Regions from separate parts of the Homo sapiens genome. Here region 1 is linked to region 2. Evidence: read pairs that join two places in POLR2A ChIA-PET (ENCODE). Cell type or tissue: Caco-2. All regions are shown on one strand. Each heading gives the region's core, and the rest is flanking DNA. Links, peaks and the distances in the headings are about the cores only. Region 1 has its middle 39 kb from the start of PHLDA1-AS1. Region 2 has its middle 140 kb from the start of PHLDA1-AS1.

Region 1 (5,383 bases), core at 162-5,161, 98 kb before region 2:
GTGAGCCACTGTGAACCTCAAGGAATCAGCCAGACAAGTATGTTCTTTGGACCAACAAGTGAGTGCTGTGTTACGATGCAGATAGGAAATAAAAAGAAACATAACATCCAGAACCTGCTTTGAAAGTGTTTACACCGTAGCTGGGAAGACAAATGACAATACACAAATCAAGGGAATAATAATATGGAATAGAATTAAGTGCTACATGTTGTGGTATAGCCCTAAAATAATACAAGATATGAGTGAAAGGAGAGAGAAATACAAATGGGAAGTGCTCAAGGCAGATATTTGAAAACTCCCTTTATATGATTTTAGTGTCTTGCTGCATGTGGTTTAAGAAGTTAATTTCTGATTACCAGCTGGGATTTTGGTAACATCCTACTTCTGTGCCAAAGCTGAATAAGAAGCAGTTAATGTGGTTAGTATTTAAAACTAAATTCAATTAATTGTTAGCAGATGCAAGATTGATTGGAGTGGGAGATAGTGGGAGGAGGGAAATAGAATACCTTTCAGATTTAAAAAAAGCCTATTCATGAACATTTAATAGCAAGCTGCTATGGAAACTTCTGAAAATTTTTTTGTTTGTTTTAATAAATTATGGGAATTCTACTTTGCTGTGAGGGAGATGGGAAGCAAAAGTTGTTCAGAGGAATCTTCAAAGGGCAAATGAGCCTTTTCTTTGATAATTTTGTCTCAGATAAAGTTGCTTCAAAGAAGACTGCATGCAAGAAGAGTGTTTGATGCTAACGTGCTCTGAGCCCCTTTAATGCCAAAGTTCTGGGAAAGGCTCAGGATGAGTGGTATTTTTACCATCTCTTGGTACTATTCTAGTGAAACTAAACAGTAATTTTTTTTTTTTTTTTTTTTTTAACACAGAGTTCTGCTCTTGTTGCCCAGGCTGGAGTGTAGTGACATGGTCTTGGCTCAGTGCAACCTCTGCCTCCTGGGTTCAAGTTATTCTCCTGCCTCACCCTCCTGAGTAGCTGGGATTACAGGTGCCTGCTACCATGCCCAGCTAATTTTTCTATTTTTAGTAGAGGCAGGGTTTCACCATATTGGCCAGGCTGCTCTCGAGCTCCTGATCTCAGGTGATCCACCCGCCTCAGCCTCCCAAAGTGCTGAGGTTACAGGTGTGAGCCACTGCACCTGCCCTAAACAGTGATTAAAAACAGCAAAGTGTCAATGAGTGAGGATCTACATTTATATTTATCTTTTGCTATAATTTAAAATTATATGCACATGATGGAAGGAATGTAAGAGTGCAGCACTGTGAAAAACCATATGATGGTTCATCAAAACATTAAACATAGAATTACCATATGAGGCTGGGTGCGGTGGGTCATGCCTGTAATGCCAGCACTTTGGGAGGCTGAGGCGGGTGGATCACCTGAGGTCAGGAGTTCGAAACCAGCCTGGCCAACATGGTAAAAACCCCTTCTCTACTAAAACTACAAAAAATTAGCTGGGTGTGGTGGAGTGTGCCTGTAATCCCAGTGAGTCAGGAGGCTGAGGCAGGAGAATCGTTCGAACCCGGGAGGCGGAGGTTGTAGTGAGCCAAGATCATGCCACTGTGCTCCAGCCTGGGAGACAGAGTGAGACTGTCTCAAAAAAAAAAAAAAAATTACCATATGAACCAGCAATTCCATTTCTGGGTATATACACAAAAGAATTGAAAGCAAGGACTTGAATCGATATTTGTACGCCAATGTTCACAGCAGCATTATTTGCAATAGCTCAAAGGTGGAAACAACCCAGATGTCCATCAACAGATGAATGGATGACAATGTGATATATACATACAATAGAATATTATGTAGCCTTAAGAAGAAATGAAGTTCTGACATATGCTACAACAGGGATGAACCTTGAAGACATTATGCCAAGTGAAATAAGCCAGACACAAAAGGACAAATATTGTATGATTCCACTTATGTGAGGTTCCTACAGTAGTCAAATTCCTAGAGACAGAAATCGAATCGTGGTGGCAGGGGAGAGTGGGGAGTTGCTTTTCAATGTATAGAATTTCAGTCTGGGAAGATGACAAAGTTCTAGAGATGGATGGTGGTGATGGTTGCACAACAAGCTGATTGTGTTTAATGCCACTGAACGGGACACTTAGACATGGTTAAAATGGTAAGTTTGATATTACATATATTTTACCACAATAAAAATCCCCAGACATTTCACATAAAAGATACCTATGCTTATGCAATTAATTTTTTTCCCTTGAATAAAGCGCTCAATATAAAGCATGACTGAGACGAAAAAGTGTTTCTTCCAATTCAATCAAGCATTCATTTGCGAATCCTAGCTAATTTGATTACAGTGCCAAGTAAAGCAGTGGTTGCTATCATTCAGGATAAAGAAGCCTGGGGAATTTAGCCTTGCAAGCCTAAATCTAGAAGAGATAAGGTAGAAAGTGCAGCATCTTCACCTATATTTAATATATTTATGGATTTACTTGTGGGTTGAGGGTATTTTAGGTGAGTGGAAAACAATGGGCAAAGGCATGCATGCAGGAATAAGTATATGGTGGGAAGGGTAGGGAGTTGAGGGAGGGAGGTGGGGTAAGGGACAGTGAAAAAGCCATCCCATTCAAAGGGGAGGTTACATGACAGCAAGTAGTGAGATAAAATCGTGGATTGTGTGAGGTGAAACTACAGGGGGAGTTCCTAGTACACGATGTACTAGGAATCCATGGTAGGTTCTTATTCTGGTTTTATGTGCACTGCATATGTCAAAATACAAATCCTTTCTAATTTTTTTTTTTTTTTTTTTTTTTGAGAAGGAGTTTTGCTCTGTCACCCAGGCTGAAGTGAAGTGACATAATCTTGGCTTACTGCAACCTCTGTCCCCAAGGTTCAAGCAATTCTCCTGCCTCAGACTCCCAAGTAGCTGGGATTACAGGTGTGTGCCACCACACCTGGCTAATTTTTGTATTTTTAGTAGAGATGGGGGTTTTGCCATGTTGACCAGGCTGGTCTCGAACTCTTGACCTCAGGTGATCCACCCGCCTCAACCTCCCAAAGTGCTGGGATTACAGAAGTGAGCCACCGCATCTGGCCCTTCTCTAATGTTGAGTCTGCATTTTTCAGAGAAGAGGAAAAGATGTGTCCTTTAGCCTTTAGAATTTCTAATCTTTTTTAACAGGGTTCTGCTACATCGTGCAAAGATACTTTCAAATGCAAAGCTCTGTGCATGGAAAAATGAAGCAACTGCAAAGAAGGCAAATTATATTTGCAGAGCACACAATGACTACACTCCTGTGATATTAGAAAATGACAAAACTGATAACTGAGTTCTTGAAATACATTCTTGTGACAAACTACGCCATTTCTAGTTATCTGATTTGCTTTTCTTGAAAGCTAAAGTGAAGGTCACAATGTATTGACTTGTGGCATAAATATAAACGTTTCCTTCAATTTTTCTTCTGACATCATCCACTAGCTGGAGAACATGGAGACTTTTTGTTTGATTTGGAGAAGGCAGTGTATTTACCAATGGCTGAAGAGTGATTAAGAAATAATGTAACTTCAAAGAGTGTGTGGAGAGAGGCCTAGATAAAGATTGCATGGATCTCTTCTAGATACTATGGAAAGTTGACTTAGGTTAAATTTGAACAAGTCCTGTTGGAAAGGTCATTGAAAGTTAAGAATAGGCTCAAGTGTCTCTGGTGTTATAAAAACATTGTCTACAATGGTAGTCCCTTGCATTGCTTAAGAGGCTTGAGTCTATTGTCAGGATCTTGTATAATATTGTGAATGTGCCGCCTGGGATCATGAAAAGGTCTTAAGCTTCTTTCAAATGCCTGTGAAGTAGGAGCAAACATTTTTCATATACTGCAGTTATTAAAGATAGAGTGATCCATTCAAGTGTGATCAACAAATATTATTAACAAAGGGAAAGAAGATGTCAAAGACACTGGTTCTACATGGATAGGTTATATGTTGGATAAAATTATCGTTAATTTTCAGGGATTCCTGAAACCAGGCTCAATCAGATTCTTTCTTTATGGCTGATGAAAAGCTACGTGATTTAGTCTTGGGAGGGTGTATGTGTCCAGGAATTTATCCATTTCTTCTAGATTTTCTAGTTTATTTGTGTAGAGGTGTTTATAGTATTCTCTGGTGGTAGTTTGTATTTCTGTGGGATCTGTGGTGATATCCCCTTTATCATTTTTTATTGTGTCTATTTGATTCTTCTTTCTTTTCTTCTTTATTAGTCTGGCTAGCGGTCTATTTTGTTAATCTTTTCAAAAAACCAGCTCCTGGATTCATTGTTTTTTGTTTGTTGGTTTGTTTGCTTGTTTGTTTGTTTGTTTTTTGAGATAGAGTTTTGCTCTTATTGCCCAGGCTAGAGTGCAATGGCGCGATCTTGGCTCACTGCATCCTCTGCCTCCTGGGTTCAAGCGATTCTCCTGCCTCAGACTCCCGAGTAGCTGGGATTACAGGTATGTGCCACTATGCCCAGCTAATTTTGTGTTTTTAGTAGAAACGGGGTTTCTTCATGTTGGTCAGGCTGATCTTGAACTCCCAACCTTAGGTGATCTGCCTGCCTCAGCCTCCCAAAGTGCTGGGATTACAGGCGTGAGCCACCGCGCCTGGAGATTTATTGATTTTTTGAAGGGTTTTCGTGTCTCTCTCTCCTTCAGTTCTGCTCTGATCTTAGTTATTTTTTGTCTTCTGCTAGCTTTTGATTTACTCTTGCTTCTCTAGTTCTTTTAATTGTGATGTTAGGGTGTCGATTTTAGATCTTTCCCACTTTCTCCTATAGCCATTTAGTGTTAAAAGTTTCCCTCTAAACACTGCTTTAGCTGTGTCCCAGAGATTCTGGTACATTGTGTTTTTGTTCTCACTGGTTTCAAAGAGCTTATTTATTTCTGCCTTAATTTCATTATTTACCCAGTAGTCATTCAGGAACAGGTTGTTCAGTTTCCATGTAGTTGTGGGGTTTTGAGTGAATTTTTAATCCTGAGTTCTAATTTGATTGTGCTGTGGTCTGAGAGACTGTTTGTTATGATTTCCTTTCTTTTGCATTTGCTGAGGAATGTTTTACTTCCAATTATGTGGTCAATTTTAGAATAAGTGCGATGTGATGCTGAGAAGAATGTATATTCTGTTGATTTGGGGTGGAGAGTTCTGTAGATGTCTATTAAGTTTGCTTGGCCTCAGAGATAACACCACACATCTACAACCATCTGATCTTCGACAAACCTGACAAAAACAAGAAATGGGAAAAGGATTCCCTATTTAATAAATGGTGCTGGGAAAACTGGTTAGCCATATGCGGAAAACAGAAACTGGAGCCCTTCCTTACACTTTATACAAAAATTAACTCAAGATGGATTAAAGACTTAAACGTAAAACCTAAAACCATAAAAACC
Region 2 (5,383 bases), core at 104-5,103:
AACCTTTCTTTGGATTCCTTACTTTTTCTAAAGTTGTTTTTGACATTGATATTTTATCCAACTTCTGACTCATTCTGATTCAGAAGGACAAGAAAGGATGATTTAGGGCCATCAAATATAGAATATTTAAGGCTTAAGGGGCTATACATTTCTAAATAGCACCAATCCTCAGAATTTGGAGACAGGGTTGAAAAATGTCACTTTCTGAAATGGTAACTAAGAAGCATCACACAATATGACATTAGTCACCTCGTGGAAATAATCCTGGGGAATAGCATACCTTAAGAGAAGGAGGACAATGAAGAAGAGAAAGGTGAGGAGAAAAAATACTGAATTAAAGAAAGAAAAACTGGGAGGAAGTGGAGGAGATCAGCAGAGAACATGGATTAAAAAGGTCACCTTTTAGGTCAGCCTAAATGAATTTGTTTCTGGAGTAAAAGTGGCCACAGTCGTGTAAGGGGGTCTTGCCTCTCTGATCTGCATAAGGAGGTCTTGCCTTGCTGATCTGAATGTGGATTCCAGGTGGCTACAGGAATGCTACAGAGAGCTCTTGGGAGAGAGTAGAAAGGAAGGCTTCCTATCAGATGACTAATTCTTTTGGAGTTACCGCTTCTTGTTCAGAATGACAATTCTCATATAGAATTTTGTCCCGTGAATGGTATTGATGACATTCTATCTTGCAATACAGTTATAAGTTGAGTGAATGGCCTGCCTGGAATCTTTTAGACAGTGCTGTATTGGTGCATTGTTAGTTCTATTCACATATTTACAGCTCCAAACATAATTTCTGGCACATGGCAGAGAGTCAATGAATGTTCTCGAAAGTTCAATCAACTAAATGGAAGGTGAGTGTGACTGTTCATGTATCTCAAGTGGAGAGGTGAAAAGTTGAAATGTGTCATTCTATTTTTATTGCATTTAACTTCCTCAGTAGTTGTTGCTTCTGTTGTTGTTACCTCCCAATTTAGGAAATAGCTCAATATTGGATCAAATAGCTCAATATTGGAAAGCCAATTACCTAACAGAGGCAGAGAAAAGTGAAAGCAGCAAGATGGTGACAAAATGAGAATCAAAGGAAATGCCATTAATGGAAACTTACTCTGGCCCATGTGACTTACTTGGATTGGAGCATATGTAGGCAGACCAGCCAGCATGAACTGTTTTTATTATTATTATTATTTAATTTTATTTTAAGTTCTGGGATACATGTGCAAGACATGCATGTTTGTTACATAGGTAAATGTGTGCCATGGTGGTTTGCTGTACCTATCAACTCATCACATAGGAGTTAAGCCCCGCATGCATTAGCTATTTATCCTGATGCTCTCCCTTCCCCCACCCCCACAACAGGCCCTAGTGTATGTTGTTCCCTCCCTGTGTCCCTGTGTTCTCATTGTTCAGCTATTATTATTTTGTTTGAATTTAGTTATCACAGATTTCCTGGTTGTACGTCTGGTTGTATATATGCCAGTGTACACACATATATCAAAGTTTGTATCTTCTTAGAAATATGCTCATTTTCATAGAAAATAAAATCAACGTCAAGGTCACAAATAATTTTTTGGTTAAAAACAGTGACACCAATATATGATTGCAAACCTGAGTTCTCCACTGATTAAATGTGAAAACAGAGGGCTTGGACTCTGGAACCAGATATCTGAGCTTGAATCCCAGCTCTGCCACTTACCAGCTCTGTGGCAAGTTAACATCACCTCTCTGTGCCTCCGTTTCCTAATACATAAATTAGAAATGATAATAGGTCTACTGTATAGGATCATGTGAGGATTTAATGAGTATGTGAGTACATAATGTATGTTAAGTCATTAGAACAGTGCCTGGCACATAATAAATGTTGGCTATTATTATTAACAATTAATAATAGACATTACTAGTAATAACAGTGTCACAATTTAATTATTAATATTAATATTAAAATGTAGAACCACAACGTGTTATAATAGCAAATGTTGGCTGAGAAAATAGGCAATGATAAAAGCTTTTATAAATTAAATAACACTTTAAAATATATTTTATTAATAGCCTCTATATAAACAACCTATATTTGAAACAGCAATGTTGCATATATATGAATATATGTGGATATATCTGTGTGTGTTTACATAGCATTGTTCACTCAGTCCTCACATGAATCGTAACGAGTGCATGAATTTGTGTTCCTTGAGGCCTCCAGGGTATGTGTAGTCCTCAGTTTGTGAACCACTGGCTTCGTGAACCTTTATGTTTACTCTGTATATCAGTCATATAAATTAGTGCAGATTCTTTTCCTGAAAAAAATTCCATTGAATACAAAAAAATTAGGCTCTAGTTGTTGAAGAATCAAATACACTTAAATATAGTTAAAAATAATGAACAGAACTCGGATGGTATCTCCTTTAGGCTAGCATGGTTCACTCTGTGATACCAGGGATCTCATGGATCTCTTGGAAATAAGTGAAGGAGGAACCAAGTGCAATGTTTTTGGATTGCAGTTGTGTAGTGGGCAGAATGGTTAAAAGTACACAGTAACCCTGCGAGGAAGGTGGTATTCTTGTCCTCTTTTACAGATTAAAAAAACTAAGGCTCAGCGAGATTCAGTAATTTGCAAAAAGTCTTATAATAGAGCTAAGATTCAAATCCAAGATTGGTAGATGCCCAAGCTCTCTCCTTCTATGCTATAGTCCTGACAACGATGGCTGTCATTTTAAGATATCCTCCAGATTTTGCAGGGTTTCTGTTGTTGTTATTGTTATATTTTTATTTTGTCAGACTCCCAGAACACAGTGCATCCATGTAATAGAGGTAGAGATACCAGGACACAGCACATCAGTGTAATAGAAACAGACAGAGACACCAGAAAAATAAACATGGCTATTCATCATGGCAGCCAGCAGCAGAGGCCTGTGGGTTTTCCATGAAATTCTTTACAGGCCAGAGAGAAAAAAATCTAGGTTATTCAAATCAGTTACTCAGGCATTGCTGGTCAGTAAAGATTAGGCCCATTGGGTGTGCTTAAATGCCTGTGGCGAGTAAGGTGAAGCAAGATTGGAACTGCTGCCAAGGTGGCCGGGGGTGGAACTGACAGTGGTGAGGAAGAGGCCATTCTGAGTAGCTGGTTATCTTTCAGAGGATATGGGATAGATAAGGCCCTATCAAGATCAAAGAATGCATGTGGCGGGGGGGGGTTTATAAAGGAAGAGAAGGGAAACAGGCTCATTGAGAAACCAGGAAAGGAAGGAGGCTGACAGATGATATTCATCAAGTCCCTGTGGAGTGAGGGAGATGTGTGTAGGGTGTAATGTGGGAGTGAGGTGAGGAACATGACCCTTACTGATAAAGTCCGTTCCTCGTCTTTTGCAGTTGCTTTAAGCTCTGAAATGGCACTTGGGGGATCTGGGCTTGTCTTAGATCAGTACTTTCTAAGATATTTATCTCTTATTGCTGACACATGGCCCTTGGTTGTTCCCTCTTTTCTATAGTTCCCCTCCCTGAATCTTGTTTTAGGGGTTTCTTTCTTTATGGTTCCCAGGCCTACTCTCCTATTGTCTTATTTTATTAAATGTTATTCCTGTGAGGGAGGTCCATTAAGCTCCTTTCCTTTGTCTCAAGTCCCCTCTGCTGAGTTCCTGAGGACCGTGTAAAAGAACAACAGTACATGAAGATGGACAATTACTTATTGAGCATCTACAATGTGTAAGGCACTGAGAAAACCATGATAAATAAAATATACTTTTTCCTTTAAGGAGGTAACATCCCCTGATGAAGTTGACACTTTAGAGGGGAAAACAGAATTACAAACTAATATATACAATACAGTGTAAGAATATAATATTTGAAATATATGCCATGCAGAATATGATCCAGTTTTTCTCAAGGATCCCCCCTCTACCCTATGCCAGGGGAATCTACTATGTTTGAGGGAAATTCCATCTGCCCAAGAGGTCAGAGTTTATGGCTGGATGTGGTGGCTCACGCCTGTAATCCCAGCACTTTGGGAGGCTAAGGTAGGAGGATTGCTTGAGCCCAGGAGTTGGAGTTGGAGACTAGCCTGGGCAACAAGGGAAACCCCCTGTGTACAAAACAAAACAAAACAAAAAAAGCCGAATGTAGTGGTGTGCACCTGTGGAGGTTTTTGGAAGGCTAGGTGGGAGGATCACTTGAGCCCAGGAGTACTAGGCTGCAGTGAGCTATGATCATGCCACTTGCACTCCAGCCTGGGTGACAGAGTGAGACTCTGTCTCAAAAAATAAAAATAAAAAAGTCAGTTTCATTTACCTGGCAGCAGGTCAGTGTAACAGCAGAGGAATGACAAAGTAGAATGGAGAGAATGAGTGAAGAACTGTGAGCTGACACTTTCCCCTCTATGAACAGAGGACTGTGTGGGCCCAGAGCTGGCTGCTGAGCCTATTCAGCCAAGCTCCTTAGCTTTATGGAAGTACAGAACAAATGAAAGTTACCACAGGTGATATCATACCTACCCATAATAAAGAGAAAATGTCTTGATACCATCTCTTCCTTTCTGTTAAAGAAAAAAACTAGTCAATGATACTTGTTAAAACACAGGAAGGGAGACTTTATTCAGGACCATCTTAATAGGTATAGAGATCACTGCAATCAGATTCTGCAGTGGGGGAGAGAGATTGGGCTCAACTCAGAATACGGCATGGGCAAGTGGGAATTTATATGGAAGAAGCACGGTGGGGGTCATTAGATAAAAAAAATTACTAAGAGGAAACTTCAGGGGCAAGGGAGGATTCTGGCTAAACTGACCTAACAGGATTCTTACTGAAGACAGGCCAGGGTAAGCAGACATCACCTGGGGGATGGTGGAGGAGGAGGAACCCAGCCAGATACAGAGGGTGCTCGGATATCAAGGGTGGAAGTGCTTGCTAAACTGACTCAGCAGGATTCTTTGTTAAAACTGGACTTTATAAGAAAGTACACAGATGAGCCTAGGAGAAGTTTCAGGAGCTTGCCCAAAATTTGGTCAAGTAAATAATCTTTGTCCTCTCCTTACTTAGATTAAAATCGGATGGGTTAGCCTCAAAATTTTTGTGAAGAAGATTTAAAAAGAGACTGGCTGAAAACTGGTCTAGAAGCTAGTTATGAGATTATTTTGAAGCAATGTTGATTCCTGGAGCCTGGGCCCTGAATGCTGAGGGAAGCATCTGAGAAGAATGGACAATGATCTAGGGATGAGATCTAGGGAACAGAAGAGATGTTCGCCACAGGGTACATTGACAAGAAGTGTTGCTGGGAACTCTGTGACCGCCTCCACCCTAGGAACAGCTGACATGGGGAAAGGTTGATTTTGCAAACAGGAAGAACCAAAACTTGGCACTAGCTTTTGGAACCACAGGTTAACTGATGCCAATAGACATAAATG

What was found. ChIA-PET counts read pairs that join two places held together with the same protein. Peaks named below come from ENCODE experiments on the same cell type or tissue, not always from the same donor. Only the 100,000 strongest peaks of a DNase experiment are listed, where the experiment ranks them.
Region 1: POLR2A ChIA-PET joins it to region 2 with 11 read pairs; 2 of 35 experiments call an interaction of 5 or more read pairs at or near these places.

Annotation. Positions count from the first base shown.
Region 1 is chr12:75,988,672-75,994,054 of GRCh38, reverse strand. No RefSeq gene overlaps it. Among named protein-coding and RNA genes, the nearest start is that of PHLDA1-AS1, 39 kb to the left of the region's middle. In Caco-2, for the core only: no CTCF peak of the experiment used is centred there; no DNase peak of the experiment used is centred there.
Region 2 is chr12:75,890,759-75,896,141 of GRCh38, reverse strand. No RefSeq gene overlaps it. Among named protein-coding and RNA genes, the nearest start is that of PHLDA1-AS1, 140 kb to the left of the region's middle. In Caco-2, for the core only: no CTCF peak of the experiment used is centred there; DNase peaks (open chromatin) are centred at 3,091 and 4,821.